2 separate regions of the Mus musculus genome follow, and region 2 is linked to region 1. Evidence: chromatin loops called from intact Hi-C (ENCODE). Cell type or tissue: gastrocnemius. All regions are shown on one strand. Links, peaks and the distances in the headings refer to the core of each region. The heading gives the core; the rest is flanking DNA. Region 1 holds the start of Mroh2b (maestro heat-like repeat family member 2B). Region 2 has its middle 61 kb from the start of Mroh2b.

What was found. Hi-C counts contacts between places; a loop is a spot of excess contacts. Peaks named below come from ENCODE experiments on the same cell type or tissue, not always from the same donor. Only the 100,000 strongest peaks of a DNase experiment are listed, where the experiment ranks them.
Region 2: it touches region 1 in a loop (7-fold over the local background); 4 of 42 quality-filtered maps call a loop at or near these places.

The regions. Positions count from the first base shown.
Region 1 is chr15:4,893,964-4,899,347 of GRCm38, forward strand. Mroh2b (maestro heat-like repeat family member 2B) reads left to right here and starts at 4,774. Exons shown (of 42, transcript NM_001166066.1): 1 at 4,774-5,239. The coding sequence starts at 5,224. In gastrocnemius, for the core only: no CTCF peak of the experiment used is centred there; no DNase peak of the experiment used is centred there.
Region 2 is chr15:4,834,675-4,840,058 of GRCm38, forward strand. No RefSeq gene overlaps it. Among named protein-coding and RNA genes, the nearest start is that of Mroh2b, 61 kb to the right of the region's middle. In gastrocnemius, for the core only: no CTCF peak of the experiment used is centred there; no DNase peak of the experiment used is centred there.

The DNA.
Region 1 (5,384 bases), core at 320-5,319:
TTAAAAAGAATGAATTTATGAAATTCCTAGCCAAATGGATGGACCTGGAGGGCATCATCCTGAGTGAGGTAACACATTCACAAAGGAACTCACACAATATGTACTCACTGATAAGTGGATATTAGCCCAAAACCTAGGATACCCAAGATATAAGATACAATTTCCTAAACACATGAAACTCAAGAAAAATGAAGACTGAAGTGTGGACACTATGCCCCTCCTTAGAAGTGGGAACAAAACACCCTTGGAAGGAGTTACAGAGACAAAGTTTGGAGCTGAGATGAAAGGATGGTCCATGTAGAGACTTCCATATCCAGGGATCCACCCCATAATCAGCATCCAAACGCTGACACCATTGCATACACTAGCAAGATTTTATCGAAAGGACCCAGATGTAGCTGTCTCTTGTGAGACTATGCCGGGGCCTAGCAAACACAGAAGTGGATGCTCACAGTCAGCTAATGGATGGATCACAGGGCTCCCAATGGAGGAGCTAGAGAAAGTAGCCAAGGAGCTAAAAGGCTCTGCAACCCTATAGGCGGAACAACATTATGAACTAACCAGTACCCCAGAGCTCTTGACTCTAGCTGCATATGTATCAAAAGATGGCCTAGTCGGCCATCACTGGAAAGAGAGGCCCATTGGACACGCAAACTTTATATGCCCCAGTACAGGGGAACGCCAGGGCCAAAAAGGGGGAGTGGGTGGGTAGGGGATTGGGGGTGGGTGGGTATGGGGGACTTTTGGTATAGCATTGGAAATGTAAATGAGCTAAATACCTAATAAAAAATGAAAAAAAAAAAAAAAGAATGAAGCCATTGCATAAAAAGAACCAAAGAGATTTTGTCTTCAAGCTTTCCAAATCCCTAAAGGGATGCCTTTAAAACCATGCTCTTCATTTTAAAATGCAATTCTTTTCATGATAAGAGGAAATATAACTGCTGATTGCATATGTTTCACATTAGTAATTCACAAGTAACATCTCTTGAGGATTTTTAATCAAGGAACATTAATTCATTAGCTCAGTCAGTGAAATAGGGTCTGACACATACCTATTTCCCTTAGCTCAAGATTCACAGTGGCATTGCCTTGGGATTAATCCCTGCTAGGTTCCCCAGTCTCCTCTGTATCGCAGACTTCTGCCAATACAAGAGGGGAGGTTCCCCCAAGATGAGAGGTTTCCTACTGTGTCTATATACAAGAGAATAAGAAACTCCCTACACATCAATGGTCTGGCACAAAGATGCACTTATAGCTGTATTGCTTTGTAATTAGGAGGACTATAAATGGTTTTGGAATTACCATGAAAATGGGGGAGGGAAACTTGGCATAAGAGATGGTCACGAAGTCAGCTTAAAGGATCCCTTAATGTTTTTATAGTTGAGAAATCAAATTTCGTTGGGGACCTTGGTTTACTTTCCCACAAGAATACAGGAAGCACGATGCAGACAAAGTACATTGAAAACAGAGAGTTATTACTTAACAAAGAGGCACTCCAGTTCATAAGAAGGCTGAGTTCAGGCTCCTTCATAAACATTGAATTCCTTACTACACATAGTCTTACCAGCTTTGGGAACTGCTGTTTAACATGCCTCGCGAGCCTCAGATGAATCAAACCTACATTGTGTTTATCTAGTCTAAGGAGAAGAGGCATTGATGAAAATAAGCGAGAAGGCCCTCCTCCCCAAAGGGAAAAATTAGAGAAAATTAGCTGTGCTGAGACTATGAGGATTCCTAATCGGTTTAAATGTATTTTATCTGAAAAGGCGTCAGTCAAGAAAATTCATTTTGATTACCCTGATGAATAAATGACAAAGTTAATATAAATCAATCATCTCCTAGCCTCCCGAATTTTCTATGAAGTCAACAAAATCTTTATTCATGGAAATGCAGAAAAATCACTTGTTGCCATTCATGGAAAAAGATTATAACAATTTCCTAAATAGCTAGATTTCTAATTGTTAACTTTATTAATGTTATTGCACATTGTTCTTTATTATTCCAAAAGCATGTTATTTCTCATCTCTTTTTTTATTTTTATGTATTTTTTTAATTTGGGAGGATTACAATAAAATTATACTATTTACCCCTTCCCTTTTTTCCCTCCAACTCCTCTCATGTATCACTGCCCCACACTCTCACTAAAAGTCATGGTCTCTTTTTCTTTGTTGTTATGTATGTGGATATGGATGTATCTGTATGTGTGTGTACCACATACATACTCATGTATATATGTGTGGTACACACATATGTTTCTAAATATATATAAACCTGTACACTCATTCATATATATATATATGAATATATATATATGAATATATACTATACACACATAAAGATTTAGGAATATACACACACACACACACACACACACACACACACACACAACCTGTTCAATCCAAATAACACTACTTGCATGTGTATGCTTTCAGAACAGCATTGAATTTCAGGATGCCACTAATCACCACAGTAACACTCGGACTCACTAGTCTGTTAATGGTGTGAATGAATCAGAAAGCAATAGAAGAATAGTTGTTATCCTTTCCAATCACAATGAGCATCCTCAAAAACGTGGCGAAATTTATGCTTATTTCCAAGTGGGTTGTTGAGGCAAGGATCCTGCCAAGTGTTTCTTAGACATTAATGATCCTTGCTAAAATATGGATCAGTGCTCATTCTAACAGAGATTCTTGCTGCCTTGTTCAAATTTACCAGGTCGGAGGTAGGCCCTGGAATTGACATTTTAAATAAGAGCACCAGGTGCACATTGGGAAAATTTGCTTTGCATGACATGCTCAGAAAAAGTGATGCTGACTTGGAAAACTGAGACAAACACATCTACTAGATGGATGGTTAACAAGATCTGTTTACAATGTAACAAAGAGTTGTAAGGCCTGCAACTCCAAGAGTGCTAGGAGAGATCACAGAGGAAACTTCAATAGACAAAGGCAGGGACGTTCTGAAAAGGACTCCACAGCTCTGTAAATAACACAAAGGGTGGACACATAGGATAACATGAAATTAAGAAGTTTCTGCACAGCAAAGGAAATAATACAATGAAGAGACAGGCTATACAGAAGGGAAGAAAACTCCTCACTAACAACCCATCTGACATGGCTTGATATCTAGAACACATTTAAAAACTAAAATCTAATTAAATACTGAAAGCAAAACAACCCAATCAATAAATGGCATAACATGGAGAAAAAAAATGCTGGTAAGGATGAAATTCTCATATACCCCTGGTAGGAGTGTAATTACTGCAGCCACTCATAGTGTGGAGAGTGGAAGTTCCTCACAAAACTAAAGCTAGAACTACCATATGAACCAGCTCTGGCATTCCTGGGTGTATATCCATATACATGTCCTACTACAAGGATATGAGCACATCCAAGTTCTCTGCTGTGCTGTTCACATTAGCCAAGTGGAACCAGCTAAGATGTCTGCCATGACAAGAGTGAGTAAAATAAATGTGATAATGTGTGTGTGTGTGTGTGTGTGTGTGTGTGTGTGTGTGTGTGTGTGTATGCGTGTGCACACAATCTAGCTTTATTCAGCTACAAATCAAAATCAAATTGCTTTTTTGCTAGAAAACGGGTGACACTGGGTACTGTAATATTAAGAAAAATAAGCCTGGCTCAGAAGACAAGTATCTATTTCTTCTCATTTGTTGAGCCTAGATTTTTTTTCCATTTATTTATTTATTTATTTACATCCTAAACAGTGCCTTGTTCCCAGTCCTTCCCTCTCAGAGCCTCTCCCCCATCCTCTATTCCCCATCCCCTTCTTCTCTGAGAGGGTGCCCGTGCCCACCCCCACCCCCAATATCCCCTGAACCTGTTGTATCAAGTCTATTAGGCACATCCTCTCCCACTGAGGCCGGACAATGCAGCCCTGTTGGGGAACAGAAACCATAATCGAGCTAGAGCTTTAGGGAAAACCTCCACTCCAGCTATTAGGGGACCCACATGAAAACCAAGCTGCACATCTGCTACATATGTGCCGAGGGCTAAAGCCTGTGTGTGTTCTTTGGTTTGTGGCTCAATCTCTGAAAGTCCCAAGTGTCCAGGCAAGTTGACTCTGTTCATCTTCCTGTGGAATTCCTTATCCTCCTCTGGGCCTTCAATCCTTCCCCTAACTCTTCCCTAAGAGTCCCCGTCATCTGTTTCAGTCAGCTGCTGGATAGAGCTTCTCAGAGACAGTTATGCTAGATCCTAGAATGTGTGTGGGGGTGGGGGGTGGGGGTGCGTGTGTGTGACAGCACATGATGGCAGAAGGGGGAAGAAAATAGATGGAAGAAGGAAGATGGAAAAAAAGAACATGGGGTGGTATGGTAAAAATACTTAGCCTGAGAAGCAACCATCAAAATTGGAATGAGCATCTTCCCTGAACACCCAGCCCCATATATTGTGCCAGAAGTCATCGTCTTCCCTGTATGAAACTGAAATCACACAGACCTAGGCTTAGCGGGCATTTGGACAAGATTCAGGTCCACCCTATGAAAATATCATAGCCAAGATATTCATGCAACAAATCATTTGAAACCAAATAGACAGGAAATGAATGAAATAAATAGAAAAAGCCTGAGCCTATGGGAAGCTTAGAGTTCTGATAAGTCAGCAAGGAGTGGTGGGCAGGGGAGCAGTAGGGAGGAGTGGCTTGGCTGCTGTGTCAGTTGGTCATTCTTTGCAACTGCCCCTGACAGGCATTCCGGTCCACTGAGCATGCCCTGTTGTGTGACTGACCTCACCAAATAGAACTATCAAGACCACCTAAAAGCTTTACCAACATCAGGCCAGGAAAGTGGCCACCAATACATACACCATTCTTAAACTCATGGGTCAATAGACCCAAGAATGGGAAAAGTGGCTCCTTTCATCTGTAACAGTCGTTTGAGTCCTACTTTCTAATCTCTTCCTCCTCAGACATACTGGTCTCCTGCAAAGAGACAATAGTCCGGTGAGATGCAGCCATCTTGGTTAACAGGAGCTCAGAGGCAAAGAAAATGTGATGGTGGTAGAATCCAGTATCATCCACCCGAACAGCAAACCCATCACAAGAAGCTCCTGGGTCACCCCGCCAAGCAAGGAAAGAAGGATTTTCATTTAAGGAACCTTATGTGAGAGAGTTGTCATCTTGGTACACTGACTTTTTAGCTGAACTGCTTCGGATACTTAGGTGCTGCCTCTTATAAAGCCTGTAACAGCCAAGACAACTCCCAGAATGGAAGAATACGGAGGTAAGGATGTCTGAGTCTTGAGGAGTGAGCACTCTGATACACGCTGACCTGTGGGGGTTTTGCATGATTGTATACATCAAAGTTGGTCTGAAATGGTTTTGATGAGGTCAGATTGTTTCCCTCTATTTATCATTATGGAAAAATA
Region 2 (5,384 bases), core at 320-5,319, 59 kb before region 1:
TGTCTTCCTGAGGAGTTCCTGACAAATGGACAAGATACTGGCAAAGTGGGGGATGGCCCCCCCCATTTAAATTTCAGACCTTAGAATTAAACATTGAGCCTTGATCAGTGTGGGGAGCCGCCCTCACATTCGCTGTTGCAAGATGGCGCTGACATCCTGTGTTCTAAGTGGTAAACAAATAATCTGCGCATGTGTCAAGGGTAGTTCTCCACTCCATGTGCTCTGCCTTCCCTGTGACGACAACTCGGCCGATGGGCTGCAGCCAATCAGGGAGTGACACGTCCTGTAGTCTCCCCTCCCCCAGCCTGAAACCTGCTTGCTCGGGGTGGAGCTTCCTGCTCATTCGTTCTGCCACGCCCACTGCTGGAACCTGAGGAGCCACACACATGCACCTTTCTACTGGACCCGAGATTATTCGGCGGGAATCGGGTCCCCTCCCCCTTCCTTCATAACTAGTGTCCCAACAATAAAATTTGAGCTTTGATCAGAATGAATTTGTCTTAGCTCCGTTTCTTTTTTCGCCCCGACTAGATTCCTCTCTTACAGCTCGAGTGGCCTTCTCAGTCGAACCGTTCACGTTGCGAGCTGCTGGCGGCCACAGCAACGTCCTAGGCGGAGGATAATTCTCCTTAAAAGGGACGGGGTTTCGCCATTCTCTCTCTTGCTCTCTTGCTCTCTTGCTCTCTTGCTCTCTTGCTCTCTTGCTCTCTTGCTCTCTTGCTCTCTGGCTCCTGAAGATGTAAGCAATAAAGCTTTGCCGCAGAAGATTCCGGTTTGTTGCGTTCTTCCTGGCCGGTCGCGAGAACGCGTGTAAGAGATCAGAGAACTTTGTCTTGGCTCGTTATTTCTCTTACCGTCCTTCCCATCCATCCCCAGCTTTCCTTTCAGGAGCCCAGTAACCTGTGTCCACTGGAGGCTACAATCAGCCTAAGTTCAGAGAGAACCTGTCTCAAAGACATAAGGTAGAAATAGACAGAGTTGGAGGCTGGGGATGGGGGAGCTACCCAGTTTTTGTTATTTTCACCTTAAATAAACTTTCATTTGACACCATTGTTCCATTCCAAATAACTTAGAAAATAACATCTTTTCATAGTTCAAGAGCCTATACTCTTCAGTATTTCAAATATTCCTTCTAAAGAGTGATGTTTTCAATTTGATAATTCTACTGTGATCTATTTCCATCTAATGTCAGTTTGGCTTCCAACACCTCACCTCATGCACTGCCAGCATGAACCATCCTGGTATTTTAGAATTCAGTCTTCAGAGGTTCAGAGATCATCGTGGTGTGTCTGTAATTCATGTTTATTTTTAGTTATGCAACTTTTCATTAGAAATCCACAAATCTATCTTAGCCCAATTTAGACTCCTGTTCTGTCAGAAACGCTCATATCAGGAATTTCAATGAACATGTTTTGAAAATAATTGAAGGAATTGCTCCTGGGAGGTGTGATGGCAGAAGCAGCTCTCCTTTGTTTCCCTTTTGTAGAATTAAAGGAGTCCCTGTAGGTATCTGATTCATGTCAAGGAACAATAACAGATTGGAGGTTCTTTAATGACAGAGATTATAAGCATGATAAACAAGAGCCTTGTGAAGCAGGATGAAAAAAATATATAAAGAAAAAACCAATTTACAAAAGAAGAGATCTAGGGCTCACATAGCCCCTTCCAGGTCTCAAGAATTTTGTGCAGTCTTCAATGCATATACCACTAAACCCATAGGTTGTGTGAGCATTATTAATGAGTCAACACGTATACATCTATTCACCACAAGCAGAGAACCCGTGACAGACCAAAGCAATGAGGTCACCAAAGTTCAGTGTGATGAGTTACTACTGTTGTCATTCAGAGATTCATCAGTATGACTCAACTTTGCTTATGACTTAAATTTGGTCTGAGTAAATTAGAGGCTTTTTATTTTAGAAGAGACTGGCCAGGACCAAACCAGAGAGAATTTTCTAGGTAAGGCCCTGGCTATTATTAACTCAAGGATTACAAAGGCCAAAACAACAAATTTGTAACATTTCAGGTAGCCAAATTAACTCATATCCTGCCTAGGTACAGGCAAGACGTGATTTTGTAACAGACAACCTGCCTCAGCCACCCACGCAAGCATTTCATACAAAAGCAGAACTTAGCGAGCCTGCTTAATCCTGTGACTCATTACCTTATAGAAATAGCGAAGCAATGAAATGTTTAGAAACAATCAACAATTATTTTAGAATAGACCAAGTGCACCAGGTGGACTAGGGGTGGGTAGGGGACAGGAACGGAAGTAATCAGGTTGTGAGGAGGATGGAGGGAGAAAGATGAGAGAGATGACTGAAATTGGAGGACAATTGGAGGAAAGGTAGAAACCTACGATCATCTGTTAAGATGATCCTACCAAAGACTCCTAGTAATGGGGGATATGGTAGACTCGTTACTTGGGGCTTTCATGAGTTCTCTGCTTATGGAGAGTAAACATAAGACTTTGTCTCATTAGTCTCACACAACATTTGGGTATAGTGGTAGTATGAATTTAGGATTGCATAAAATCTCTGGGACATGGCAGGGGCTCATCTCCTGTTATGAGGCAAGACTTCAGTGGAGGGATTGGCCTCCAACCCAGACATAAAACCTTGACCTACCATTTTCCCTGCCAACATGATGTCCTGGGGTAAAGGTGGTACAGAAATTGTGAAAGTGGCTAGCCAATCAATAACTGGATCAGCTTGAGATCCATTTCACAAGAGGCAGCTCACCCTTGACATGGCCTGGAGGACCAGAAACCAGAGGACAGATGGCCCAGAGACCTAGCACTGGCACAATAAATAAATAAATAATAAATAAATAAATAAATAAATAAATAAATAAATAAATAATCAAAGTAAAGAAATTATATTCTGCTATATTCATAGACAGGTACCTGGCATAATCATCATCAGAGAAGCTGCATCCAGCAACTGGTACAGATGTATAGATCCATGATCAAACATAAGGTAGAACTGTGAATCCTAGCGAAGAAGGGAAAGAAGGCTTGTAGGAGCCAGAGGGAGTCAAGAATGTCACAAGAAGACCCACAGAATAAACTAACCTGGATTCATCATAGGACCTCACTGAGACTGAACCAACAATTAGGGTGTAACCTCTATGGCTCTAACCTAGGCCCTCTACATATATGTTACAGTGGTATAGATGGTGTTTTGTGGAACTCCTAACAGAGGGAACGGGGACTGTTTTCTGATACTTTTGCCTACATTTGGCATCCTTTACCTCATACTGGGTTGCTTCATCCAGCCTTGATATGAGGAGAGATGCCTAGTCTTATTGGAACTCTATAAGCCTTGTTTGGTTCATAACCCTGGGAGGCTTGCCCTTTCCTTGAAGGAGGAGTGGATACAGGGAAGACCTAAGAGAAGCAGTGGTAAGGGAGGCTACAGTTGAGCTATGACAGACTAATAAAAAAAAATATGTAAAGGAAGAAAGAAGGAAAGAGTGAGAAAGACAGAGAGAGAGACAGAGACAGAGAGAAGAGACAGAGAATAGCCCAACTGTAACAGGAAGTTGTCCATGTTAGTATTCCTGATGACAGGGTACATTTAAGGTAGGAGCAACTTCCTTATGGCTTATGCAAGCTAAAAACAATTTTATTTTTACAAGCCAAACACAGAAAATGTATCCTCTAAACATGATGTTTAGCATCTCAACAGGAGTGCCAATGAGAAATTTCTTACAGGAGCAGAAGACTCAAAAGCAACTGCATCACCAAAAAGCCCACCTGATGAGAACCCATCCCTGAAGCACTTTGCGTGGCTCACAGACAGCTTAACAAGGCTGAGAATCTCCTCCTAGCAATTTGGCAGGTCTGTCTCCTTCCCCAGTGACTGTTTATTGCTTCCTTAACCTCAAAGGATATCTTGTAAACTTCAGCTTTCTCAGACATGTGAAGTTTGTTTACTTGCCAAGTCTCTGGAGCCTCCCCATCCCTTCCATGAAAGGATATTCCAATTGAGAGGAGACTGTTATACAACACCGTTTTAGAGTAGAAGAGAGAGCAAATAAATGGAAGACATCAGATTTCTTCAATTTCCAAATCAATGATCTTTCCTGCTTTGTGTACTATGGTGTTCTCCATGAATGAGCGTAGAACCTAACTCAGGATGGTAAATAAGTCTTCACTTCTTCCTGTGCCATTTACCAAATAATTGTATAAGGCCTTCAACTGTGGAAAGAGGGTAACCTTTTATATCAACTCAACTTAATCAGATCACTTGATTTGATCAATGGGATTTTGACAAGTATAATGGATGCAAAGATTTGGACAATATCCACAGGAGTGGTGTCAGTCTTTTGCAACTGTATAGGTACTATGAAGAACAGTCTACAGCGCACCAAGGGAAATGACAAACACAACTGAACACTCACACACACTCAAGCTGGAGCAGGTGAATATGGAGGGTAAAAGGTCTCAGCCCACTTCTGCATGAAAAAAAAAAAAAAAAAAAAAACATTACCCAAACCCACCAATCCCTGAGCATGAAAGCCACCAATGCCTCACCATGAAAACCCACCAATTCCTGAGCAGAAGATTCCACCAATCCCTGGACGTGCTTCAAGCTCGGGACTTGAAATCTTGCCAGTCCTTATTCTTGAAATCACCATTCTAGAAAAAATCCTCCACTGCAAAAAAAAAAAAAAAAAACCTATATAAACCTGCATCTTACCCAATTTCCTGCTGCTTCTCACCCAACCAGAGACAACCATCTTCTTGGGGTTCTCCCAATAAATCCTTTGTGTGAGGTTTGTTGTGCAGCGTTACCTTGTGGTATTCCTTGGCTCATGGCTTCCAGTGCACCTTCCCCCTCAGAGCTATAAAACTTCCATCTGAGAAAGCTTCCATTCAGAGCTCTGATGCCTCCACTGGGGAAGAGTTTTCTCACAGAGCTATAAAGCCTCTGTTGGGGAAGATTTTCCCCTAGTAGCTATAACACTTCCAGAACCTTCTAGCTGAAACCCTTGACTTGGCCATTCACACTCATTCAACACCTCTGGGAAAGCAAAAGCTACTGAGTTTGGAGATTGGTGTCTATGCAAAAATATTAACCAAAATGAATAAGTAAATAATAAAATGGGATGACATGGAATTTTCACACTTTATAGAAACTGACACAGGGGTTGGAGGTGTGGCTTAGTGGCAGAGCACTTGCCTGAATGTGTGATGCTCTGTGTTCAATCCCTAGCACCACAAAAAAAAAAAAAAAAAAAGTAAGAAAGAAAGAAAAGAAAGGAAAAAAGTGAAAAGAAAGAAAAGGAAATAAAATTAAAACAAATTACTTTTAAAAATATTTTGACTGTGTGTATCCTTTATTTTCATAGTCATATGTTTATGTATTACCTGTTTTTAT